2 separate regions of the Homo sapiens genome follow, and region 2 is linked to region 1. The links are chromatin loops, found by intact Hi-C in ENCODE. Cell type or tissue: mammary epithelial cell. All regions are shown on one strand. Links, peaks and the distances in the headings refer to the core of each region. The heading gives the core; the rest is flanking DNA.

The links. Hi-C counts contacts between places; a loop is a spot of excess contacts. Peaks named below come from ENCODE experiments on the same cell type or tissue, not always from the same donor. Only the 100,000 strongest peaks of a DNase experiment are listed, where the experiment ranks them.
Region 2: a loop joins it to region 1, with 2.0 times the contacts of the local background. A loop is called at or near these places in 9 of 110 quality-filtered maps.

Annotation. Positions count from the first base shown.
Region 1 is chr12:100,353,717-100,356,635 of GRCh38, forward strand. No RefSeq gene overlaps it. Among named protein-coding and RNA genes, the nearest start is that of SLC17A8, 1.9 kb to the right of the region's middle. RefSeq lists an enhancer at 2,808-2,919. In mammary epithelial cell, for the core only: no CTCF peak of the experiment used is centred there; no DNase peak of the experiment used is centred there.
Region 2 is chr12:100,403,623-100,406,541 of GRCh38, forward strand. It overlaps SLC17A8 (solute carrier family 17 member 8), which reads left to right. Exons shown (of 12, transcript NM_139319.3): 9 at 416-548. Among named protein-coding and RNA genes, the nearest start is that of SLC17A8, 48 kb to the left of the region's middle. In mammary epithelial cell, for the core only: a CTCF peak has its summit at 1,350 (motif pointing left); no DNase peak of the experiment used is centred there.

The DNA of each region.
Region 1 (2,919 bases), core at 165-2,664:
TGTCTCATGCATGTCTTTGTTCCCCCGTTTTTTCCTTTTGTTTGCCTCAGTCTTTCTCCTCCCTGAAGGTTTATACTATCCTCCCCTCATCTAGGAAGCCCTCTCCCACTCCCATCTGCAGGCTCAGGTAGGTGTCCTTGTTTGTGCTCCCCCGGCCCTCTCTTGTGGGACTCACTGCACTGTAATGGACTCATTCATTTTCTGGTTGGTTTCTTTCTTCAAGGGGAATATCACAGTTCAACCTATATCACCAGTGCCTAAGAAGGGCCTGCTACCAGGTAGGTCCTCAAGAAAAGGAAGAAATGAATAAATGAATGAAATGAGCCTCACTTCTATATAGTCTTGGTTTATATTTTCTAGTCCCTATTATCAACAGTTCTACTGTAGAAGGTAAGAGCACAAGCTCTGATGTCAGACTTTCTGGGTCCATATCCTGTCTCTGCTCAGTTTCCTAGATGTGTGAACTTGAACAAGTTTACTTCACCTCTTTGTGCCTCAGTCTCCTCATCTGTGGATGGTATAATGACACTTCCTACCTCAGGGTCATTGTGGGGAATTGAATGAGTTAGTGCATGTTAAGTGCTTAAAGTCTGGCATGTAGATAATTCTCTATAAATCTTAGTTATTATTATTATCAAACATCTAAATCACCACAAGAAACTGCAGATCTAGGTATGCTTCCTGAGCAATACATTCTGCAGGAATGGTTAGTGCTCTCAGAAGTCATTGAGCCTCAGGAGAGATGGATGTGGTTTTTGCCTAGTATTTCTTCCGTTATGTGCTCTAAGAGATAAGGAACATAAGGATATGTTGGGCTGGAGGAATGGGTTAGAAGCTCCACCAGTGGATGCTTTCGGTAAGAGAGTATGTCTATCATGGTTTATTGTGATTGTATTTGCTTTTAATGAATAAGTGAGCTTTTTGAGGACAGGCAAATACTCGGTGGAATGATTAGACATGCGTATTCCTGGGGCCTTCCTGTTCTCAGTCTTGAGGGGTTATGATGGGAAGGTTGGTGACCAGAAATTGTCCTTTTAGAAACAAATGTCCTTTTAGAAACTATCCTAAATGTCCATCAACAGGTCAATGGAGATACAAAATTGTGTTATATCCTTACAACGAAGGATTACTCAACAAAAAAGAGAAAAGGAACAAACTACTGATACATGCTATGACATGGACAGACCTCAGAATCATTATAGTGAGTGGAAGAAGCCAGACACAAGCAACCATAGATTGTATGATTCTATTTACATGAAATGTCCAGAAAAGGCAAATCTATAGAGATAGAAAGTAGATTAGTTGTTGCAGGATATGGGATAGGAGATGAGGATTAACAGTGAAAATGAAGGATCTAGTTGGGGTGGAAATATTCTAAAATTGCTTTCTGGTGATGGTTACACAACTTGGTAAATTTATAAGAATCTGAATTGTCCACTTGAAATGGGTGAATTATTTGAAATGCAAAATATGTCTCAGTAAAGTATGTGTGGGGAGAAAGAGGGAGGGAGGGAGGGGGAGACAGAGAGAGAGAGCAAGAGAGAGAGAGAGACAAAGAGAGAGAGAGAGAGAAAAGGTTGGAGCCAGGCTGTTTGGATCTGAAACCTGGCTCTGCTACTTACTAGCTGTATGATCTCAGGTAAGTTTAACCTCTTTTTGTCTGAGTTTCCTGCCAGTAAAATTGGGGAAAATAAGAAGTTATTTACCACAGAGTCTTGCTGGGAAGATTGTGGTGATACTTAAAGAGTGCTTAACACAGAGCCAGGACCCTAGAAAGAACTCAAAAGATATTAGCAATATTTAGCCTACCAAGGATTCAGCACGGACTTAGTTGAACTTAATTCAAATTTTGGATAATTTGGACAGTGGCTTGCAGAGGATATTGACTGGTCTTGTGGAAATGACTCCTGGGGAGCCTGAGAGCCTATAGCCTATGATTTGTCAGTCGCATGCAGACTGGAGGATTGGAACACAGGAGCCTCAAAGATGAAGAGTTTTTTTTCCACCGCAGCAGCATTTACAGAGGCGTCATCCTGCTGCCCATAAATGTGGCCACAACTTGCAGCGTTTCAGCCCCAGTTCAACAAGTATTTAGGTAACGCCCACTCCCTGCCAGGCTCTGCTAGGGCAGAGGACAGGTGATTTGGAGGCACAGAGGAGGGACATCTCACCTTGCCCATGCAGTTTTCTAGAGGATTGATATCTTAGCATGACCTTAGAACCCCTAGAAGTTACCCAGTTGAAGGGGTGCAGAGAGTTACCCAGGCAGAGGGCATAGCTTGAGTAAAGCCCAGAGGCAATAGGGAGCTTGCTGAGTTCAGTGAAATGAGGATGTGGAAAGCAGAGTGACAAGAAGAAAGACTTAGGGTCCCAGGGAAAGGCCTTGTGTGCCATGATAAAGAATTGTATTGTAAATAGTGCTGCAATAAACATACGTGTGGATGTGTCTTTGTAGTAGAATGATTAGAATACATGGATACAGAGAGGGGAACATCACACACCGGAGCTGGTCAGGGGTTGGGGGGCAAGGAGAGGGAGAGCATTAGGACAAATACCTAATGCATGTGGGGCTTAAAACCTAGATGATGGGTTGATAGGTGCAGCAAACCACCATGGCACATGTATACCTATGTAACAAACCTGCATGTTCTGCACATGTATCCTGGAACTTAAAGTAAAAAAAAAAAAGTCCATCTAGAGGGAGAAAAGGGGAAAAAACAAAAATAATTTTATTTATCCTGAGGACAATGAGGAGTCAGTGGAGAGTTCTAAGCAGGTTCTAGATATCTTCCGGCTCAGAAATCTTCAATTAGATGGTCCCAAATGGCATCTACGTATCATACTTTGAGAGAGCCTGCTCTGTTGATTAGGAGCAAATAAATGTCCTCCTGGATGTATGTGGCCTGGGTTTTGCATTTG
Region 2 (2,919 bases), core at 107-2,606, 50 kb after region 1:
AAGGGAAAGAACAGCAGCCGAGCAAACACAAATGTCTGCCTAGCTACAGATACTGTCAGAAGTGACCATGGAAGAGCTGGCATAATCATGAAATGGTGGCTGTCATCAGTCATCAGTGCTCACTGGGTGCCAAGTGCTTTATCTCCCATGTGCCATGCCCTCTGTGATGAATAAAAGTCATCGCTGCCCTCAAGGAGCTTCCAATCTGGTAGAGGACACAGATAGGTCTAAAATCATTCGCTCATTCATCATTTATTTATTATGAAATTCAGGCCTACCCAGCTCCCACATAATTAGATGCTTAAATTTGGTGGTGGTAGGTAGGGGGGCTGTGGAGTGGAGGTGGGCAAGGGAATTAGGGAGGCCCCTCTCTCAGAAATAATGACAAACTGCTTACTGTTTCTTTCCCTTCCAGGTGGGTCTCTTGTCAGCAGTCCCACACATGGTTATGACAATCGTTGTACCTATTGGAGGACAATTGGCTGATTATTTAAGAAGCAGACAAATTTTAACCACAACTGCTGTCAGAAAAATCATGAACTGTGGAGGTACTGTGGATTTCATAGATGGCTTAGGCAGCTTTTGTAGAATTAGGGTAAACTGAACTGCAGAGCATATATTAAGAAGTGACATTTAGTCATTGGAGTGGATCTTAAAGACCTCTAAGTCTGTCCCTCAGCAGACACTTGAGTGTTGTCCATCACAGTGCTGCCAAGAGGTCATCCAGCTGGGACCTTTCCATACATCCTTCCACATTTATTGTTTGCTTATGTAGTTTATTCCCTTCTCTGCTTACCTTTCTACCTATCCATATGTTTTGGTAAGAAACAGAAGAAAAGTAGTCTTTCCTCCTAGCCTATGCTTGTGCATGGGATATATGCACACACACACACACACACACACACACACACCATTCTCTTTCTTGATTTTATTTAGCTCCTGCTTTATGTTTTAATTTTGTAAAGACAAAGTGAATGTTAGGTGATTTCCCAAAAGAGGTAGGCGAAAGTAATTGTGAACCCCTACAATGTTCATGAGTGCTTTTTAAAAAACTCATCTTTTTTGTTTAGCTTTTAAAATTAACATTTATTGAATGCTTTCTGTGCCAGACACTAAGCTAAATCTTCTACATACATTATTTTATTTAATCTTCATAACCACCATGTGGAGCAGGTACTATTACTATATGCAATTTGCAATGAGGAAACAGAGGTAAAATAAAGGGACTTGCTCAAGTAGCAGATCCCTGCAAGGTATCAGGTAGGCCGGAGCCTACCGCCAAAGCTCTTAGTTTGCGGCTACCCCTCTGGAGGACTAGTCAGGATGAGCGAGCAGGAGGTAGAGGATAGCGCCACCTATGGGCAAGAGCTCACAACTGTGATATTAAGTTGAAAGGGACGGATTGCGTATGCTCTGACAGATAGCTAGGTCTGGCACATTTAGAAGTGAAGACTATACCGAGGGACACAGGAGCAGGCATGATCTGATCCCATAGCATTTCGGGAAGAAAGCCTAAGAGTCTGTTGGCACCTGTTCTCCCAGTTCCTTGACTGCTGGTCCCAGGCAGGGATGTGTGGGCCTGACCTTAGCTTGAACTTTCTTGTAGAGGACTGAGGGTTAGCGGATATAGGCCTGCTATCTGGTGGGCAGGAGGTGAAGCTCTGGGACATTGCATTCAAGTCCTCTCCAAGAGAGCTGTAGCAGCTAGAATAATGCCCATGTCCTAATCCTCAGAAGCTGTGAATATGTTTCCTTACATGTCAAAAGGGACTTTGCAGGTGGGATTAAATTGAGGTTCTTGAGATGGGAGTTTATCCTGCATTATCTAGGTGGGCCCAATATAATCACAATAATCCTTATAAAAGGAGGAAGGAGGGTCAGAGTCAGAAAAGAAGATGTGATGGTGGAGGCAAGAGTCAGAGTGATGCAGCCACAAACCAAGGAATGCAAGCAGACCCTAGAAGCTGGAGAAGACAAGAAGAGATTCCGCCATAGCACCTCTAGAAGGAATGCAACTCTGTAGGCTGCTGCCTTGACTTTAGCCCTGTACCATTTTGGATTTTTGGCCTCCAGAACTGTACAATAGTGCAGAGAGTATTTTAGAGGTGACATCTAATCATTGGAATAGATCTTAAAGACCCCTAAGTCTATCCCTCAGCAGATACTTGATATTTGTGTTGTTTTGAGCCACTGAGTTTGTGGTAATTTATTACAGCAGCAAATGAAAACTAACACAGCGGTAGGCAGGGTGCAGTGGCTCACTCCTGCAATCCTAGCACTTTGGGAGGTTGAGGCGGGCAGACCACTTGAGCTCAGGAGTTCGAAATCAGTCAGGGCAATAGTGAGAACTTTTCTCTATTAAAAAATAAAACATTTATAAAATGAAAACTAATACAGTAGCCAAAGCCTCACCCTTCTAATGATAAAATTCTGCTCCAGCTGAACAGCCCTCACCCAAGCCCTGAACATATCTTTCTGTCTCTGACTTTGCCCACTCCCTTTCTCTTTCCCTGTGAGTTCTCACCTTCACCTCTCAATCCAGTCCTCTCTATACATCCAGCTCAATTCTTCTCCTCTTATGTTTCCTTAAAGCCATGCCATTCTCCAGTGATCCCTCTGAATATGTCCACATGGCTAGATTGGCAACTCATCATGTGGTGCCTTATTGCAGCTCTCTCAGGAAAAGATTTTAGGCAGAGGGAATAGTATGTGCAATGACCCTGGGGCAGGCAGGAATGTGGCCTGTGTGAGAATAGAAGGAAGGGGAGTCAGAATGGCTGAGTGACGGGAGACGGGATCGGGATGTTTTTCTAGGGTCAGATCATGGCAGGCCTTGTCGGCGTATGCAGAGCTTGGGTTTTATTTGAAGTACATTGAGATGCAGATGATTTAAAGCACGGAATGGATATGATCTCATTT